Linked DNA regions of Homo sapiens: region 1 is linked to region 2. The links are chromatin loops, found by intact Hi-C in ENCODE. Cell type or tissue: PC-3. All regions are shown on one strand. Each heading gives the region's core, and the rest is flanking DNA. Links, peaks and the distances in the headings are about the cores only.

What was found. Peaks named below come from ENCODE experiments on the same cell type or tissue, not always from the same donor. Only the 100,000 strongest peaks of a DNase experiment are listed, where the experiment ranks them.
Region 1: it touches region 2 in a loop (8-fold over the local background); 2 of 110 quality-filtered maps call a loop at or near these places.

Annotation. Positions count from the first base shown.
Region 1 is chr14:38,899,807-38,902,735 of GRCh38, forward strand. The region is part of intron 1 of LINC00639 (long intergenic non-protein coding RNA 639); the gene reads right to left. All of the region lies in intron 2 of LOC105370457 (a long non-coding RNA gene), which reads left to right. Among named protein-coding and RNA genes, the nearest start is that of LINC00639, 16 kb to the right of the region's middle. In PC-3, for the core only: no CTCF peak of the experiment used is centred there; a DNase peak (open chromatin) is centred at 1,285; H3K27ac peaks cover 372 bases.
Region 2 is chr14:38,949,869-38,952,797 of GRCh38, forward strand. LOC102723516 (a long non-coding RNA gene) reads left to right here and starts at 1,805. Exons shown (of 3, transcript XR_429358.2): 1 at 1,805-1,922. In PC-3, for the core only: no CTCF peak of the experiment used is centred there; no DNase peak of the experiment used is centred there.

The DNA of each region.
Region 1 (2,929 bases), core at 290-2,789, 50 kb before region 2:
ACCAGAAAGAACCATAATAACTTGCTGCCATTGAGACAAGAGTACATTGAGGTCTAACTTTTCCAGAAAGCCCCATCAGCTTCACTCACAGCTACTGTGGAGGAGAAACACTCCCTTACACTAAAAACCTCATTATAATTCCACTTATTTCATTTTCCTAGAATGACACTGGTAGGCATCTGGACTCAGATTCTGAGCCAGGCCAAAGAGTGAATGAATCAATGAGCATTCTATCCAGCAATAAAGGAATCGTATCCCTAGACTTTATGTTTAAATCCTGTTTATATTATATTCTGCAATTACATACAAACCCTATCGTTACCAGCTTTTTAATAGTTTGAAATTTCATTTAAAGACAATGAGTAGCTTGACTTTATTTCTGAGCACACAGCCATAACAGCCATTTCTATTTTTTAAATTCTCTATTGGAAGTTTCTAAAAAGTTCTTTGAGATTATTTTCAATGCTATATTGGATTGTGATTGATTTCTATTTTTATTTTATCCTGTCCTTCCACTTTTTAACTTACTAATGAAGAATCACTATAGCCTAAGTGCCTTACATGAAACCATACTCAGTATTTCTCACAAGCTCTCCTGACAAAAAGTTTGGCTGTCTCTATTTAAGTAATAAACTAGCAAAGAGGTGAAGGAACTAACAATATTAGCAAATTAATCCTTCTCAAACGCAAATGTGAACAAATGCCACTTCACTGCATACATTACCTCCTTATTAAAATTATGTCAAAGACGGTTTTGAAGACCATCCAAGATCTTTTCACAGAGTTCAGTTCAAGCAATTTGAACTGTAGTGTATAATTCCACTGCCTTTGTACTGTATGGCAATCGTGTACACTTTGTCTCGTGGACCTCACATAAGAAGATGTTTTGGAAGAACCACATTTTTCAGATATTTCCTACCAAGCTCAGCACATTGAAATAGACTGAATACAAGAGAGAATGAAACTAATTTAAAATTTTGGGAGAGAACTGCACATAAGCAATATAATTTAAGAGTTCTACTGAACATTTACAGACCTTCCCTTAATGCTGGATTTGTCTCTATTATACCTAAAAATTAATTTGTTAACAAAGATATATCCTATGCTATTCCCCAAAGACTTTTTTCTCCAAAAGGAAACTTCGAAATACAAGAAAGGAAAGTGTGACTATTCACTAATATGACAAATGGCAGAGTGGCATTCCAAACAAGCATAGCTATGATTAATGTATGTGCAAACATCCATTAAATAGAAAAATCTCTACAGTACCAAATAGAAATCCTGACCAAATCATGAGCTGTTATGACAAGTCCTCATTATTTTTACAACCCAGGAAACTGTTACCCAGTTGGAATCTCAGTGGTTTGGCCATGCCTGCTGGTGGCAAAATAAGGACAGATAATCCCTGAACAAAATATTTATACTATAATGAGCACCTTATCTAAAAATGACTTCTCTGAGCTCTGACAGCTTTATCTATATTACATAACCATGCAAATCACAGTTAGTTGGACTAAGGATGGATGCTTAATCCAATAGCATAAACATATTTCTTCAACTAAAAATTTGGTATTGGAATCAAGTAGCCAGTCAGCAACATGCAAATGTGGGGACTGTGGAGCACCTCAGAAAATGAGTCAGTGGGAGGATGGAGGAGCAGGGAAGAAGAGAAGGGAGGTAGTGGCTTTTCAGTTTTTCCAGCTCCTTTTCTGAGGCCCTGATGCATTCCTGATCTCGAGATATGTTTCTGTCTCCTTATAATAAATTCCCCTGTGTTGCTTACTTCTTGAGTTGACTTGTTATCTAAAACCCAGAATCCTAAGTAATGACACATCTATACATTAAGTTACTCTTATATTTTACTTACACTTTCATAGGTCTACAGCTTATCTCTTCATCCAAAGTATAAGGTCCCTGAGAGCAAAAACTATTCTCTATACTTGTTTGCAGTCATACACCACATACACAATACCTTGAATAGAGCAAGCAGACTTCAAATATTTGCTCACCCATTATGGCTCTATGTTGACATATTTTTTCATTTTTATTCAGAAATATTGTTGTTAATTGCATTATCATGAAAGTTTATAATTATGATCCATCGCGTGACCTACATACAAGCACACATGTTGTTTTGGTGGTGTTTTCTCAGTATTTGCAAACACAAGGAATTAACCTCCTGGCTCTGTTTTCCAACTTTTGGATAACAGATTGTGTTATGTGCTGTTCCTTGTATTACTTCTGCAACTTGTCCATGTTGAAAATGCAAATTAAGAAGACTGAAGAGCAGCCCATTAGATACACAGTTAAACAAGTTTCTCCGGGGAGGCAGTCAGAGCCACACACCCTGAGAAAACGGTGTATGTAACCAAGTCAGAAAAATTTCAACTAAGATACATGGTTTGTTGAAGAGCAGATGGTAGGAAAGAAAAGGGTTAGCTTTAGTAATCGTCCACCTTTCTTTCTTAAAAGGTCTTTCTAGCCTATAACCAAATTCCCTCCTTTCAGCATTGCCTCTCTGAGCCATTTGGGGTGGACCCCTGACAGCCATATGTGTATTATTTAACCCCAAAGTGACTAGGAGCAGATCTCTTTGCTTCTTCAGTTGAGGTCCTCATATTCATACCTTCCTATGCCCAGTAACGAGTCAATGTTCTCATGGTTTCCCCCGTGGATCACAGCAGCAGTGTCCCAGCAGTACTCTTTAAATTCATCCCATTTCTTTCCAATTCATTCTCCGTAATACTACCAGTTCTAAAGCCATCTGTTTCTACATCAGTCCTTTACTCAAGAATCAACATGTCTTTCAGAGGCCAAAACTGATCCCTTTACCCATTTGTCCTACTTCCCCACTACTGCTCATTTATCTATTCAATAATGTGTATCAAAGACCTGATAGGGGCAAGGCATTGTGCTAAGCACTAGGAAC
Region 2 (2,929 bases), core at 333-2,832:
GGCTACCTCAATGCAGTAAAGGGACAGGAGCAACAAGCAATGCAATTTAGATCTTCCTTTGTCATTTGTAAAGTTTTTCAAATGTTTCTAAAATATGAAAAAAAAATAACTGACTATAAAGTTTCTACCTCCACTAGCAAGAGAAGCAGGAAAACATTTAAACCAGAGCAATATAACCTTAGCTTAGACATTGAGAGGAACTTTCTGGGCGCAGTTATGAGGTCTAGAAGCCATCCAAACTCCAGAATCCTACCCTTGATCAATGGGGAGATAAGTTTTCTTCTTTGAGTTTCTTTTTAGCTCATAAAAACATTAGCTCCCATAATTCTCCCACCCAAACAATAATAATGAAAATTGCATTTTCCCTTGAATTTGAACTAAAGGTTATCCCAGAAGCAGCGTATAACATGATAGCAAATTATCAAAATAGGAACTGTTATTCAGATATTAGAAACATCCAGACCATTCAAAACAAATGGATGTTTGATTTGTTAGCTATACTATATGAATGTTTTCCTGGAATGTTTTTCATTCAGTTATTTAATATAGTATAGATATAGTCCAGACTTTTATATTAGCTCTAGACCTGTCCATTGCACAGGGACAGTCTTTTACACTAACATGAAGTAAAGCACTATAAAAACATTAAAATTTTATTATACCTCAATGTAGTTTGCATATTTGTCCCTGCCCATATCTCATGTTGAATTGTAATACCCACTGTTGAAGGTAGGGCCTGGTGGGAGGTGTTTGGATCATGGGGTGGATCCCTCATGAATGGCTTGGGCCATTTCCTTGGTGATAAGTGAGATCTTGCTATGAGTTTACACAAGATCTGGTCGTTTAAAAGTGTATGGCTCCTCCCCCTATGCTCTCTCTTTCTCTCTCTTCTCTCTCTTGCTCCTCTTTTCGCCATGTGAAGCATATGCTCCCGCTTAATCTTCCATCATGAGTAAAAGCTCCCTCAGGCCTCCTCAGAAGCCAAGCAGATGCCAGCACCACACTTCCTTTATCTTCCCTCATGAGTAAAAGCTCCCTCAGGCCTTCTCAGAAGACAAACAGATGCCAGCACCACACTTCCTTTACACCCCGCAGAACTGTGAGCCAATTAACCTCTTTTCTTTCTAAATTACCCAGTCTTAGGGATTTCTTTATTGCAGGGCAAGAACAGCCTGTATTATCAAAGAAAGTAAGGTAAGTATTGCAAACTAAAAGAACTTCTTAGCCAACTAAAAGAACAGCCTGAAGTATCAAAGAAGGTTAGGTAAGTATTGCAAACTAAAAAGATTTCTTCAGAAATTTATTATTAATTCCAGCATAAACTTTTCCATTCCAACAAACTATTATTTTATAAATTCCAAAATTATATTTAATTTATATATAAGAATTTCCCCCACTCAACTTTATCATCATCACTTTTTACTAATTGCATTGTTTACTTGAATTACTTATTCAAAACAACATTTGATTATTACAAATAATGTTGCTCCATTTTAATTGAATCCTCGAGCAAGCCAGCATGCAGCTTCTCAGCTTGCATAGTAATTCATCAATATATTCATTATGTATTACTCACGGATAGGACATGGATTAAAATGAAAGATTTGGCTGAAGGTACATATGCTTTTCTTTAGGCAGAATAAAAGAGAAGAAATAAAATACATGTATAAAGCTACTTTTTTCTAACAGTTCAAATGCTTTATATTGTTTCAATTATTTTTAATGTTATGAGTCATCTTTAGGGAATTAAAAACATTTTTCTGCCTGTAACCCAGAGGGTGACTTTTTTTTAATCCACAGCCAAGGAGTGAATAACTTGAAGCCTACAACAGCTAACTCGTTAGTCTAAAGCTACAGAGAATCTTCCAGAGTCCAAAAGGCCAAACTTCCTGACTTAGTGCACTTTCTGTGACTTACAACAGGTATTTTTATATTTATAACAAGTAATTAGAAGGACCACAATTGCATTTTCATAGAATTTGTATGCTATCAGCAGCTACAAACTGACAGCTGGAGCAGAATCTTGCTCTACATTTAGAAGTATCTTTTAAGCCAGCACAGCGTTTTTTATTTTTTGTTAATAGATTTGAATACATTTAGGCCAGGATACACCGCCCAGCCCACCAGAATCCCCACCACTGCCTAACGTCTTACATTGGTGACTTCATCCTTTCAGAGGGCCTACCAAAGCCAAAGGCCTTTGAGTTTTTCCTTGACCTGTGTAGACTGTGTACTCTATTTCCAACTTAAAACTTAATTGTCCTTCATCTTTAAAGGCACTTCTTAATTCCTAAAGCTTTTTTTTTTTTTTCTGAGACAGTCTCACTCTTGTTGCCCAGGCTAGAGTGCAATGGTTCGATCTTGGCTCACTGCAACCTCCACCTCCCAGGTTCAAGCGATTCTCCTGCCTCAGCCTCCTGAGTAGCTGGGACCACAGGCATGCACCACCATGCCCAGCTAATTTTTGTATTTTTAGTAGAGACTGGGTTTCACCATGTTGGCCAAGCTGGTCTCGAACTCCTTACCTTAGGTGATCCACCCACCTCGGCCTCCTAAAGTGCTGGGATATAAAGTTTTCTTATTGTCATTCCTTCAATCTTCCAACTCAGTATCACTATCATCAATACACATTATTGACTGTATTCAGTCAGCAAATATCTGTTTTATTCTTATTAGTATGGTCCAGGGACAGCTGAGAGCAAACAAAATAGGCAAACAAAATGGGCAAAATAGGCAATCTGTCTCTCGTACTAGACTATGCACCCCTGGAAGGTAAAAATATCCTGCCTTCCAGGGGTGCACATTCTAGTAGAAGAGACAGATATAAACAAATCCAGATTAATGCTGTGGGTGGTAGAGTCCAGGAACTATTTTGAAGAGGATATCAGGAAGGTCTGTCTGAGGAGATGCCATTTTGAGCAGAGATGTG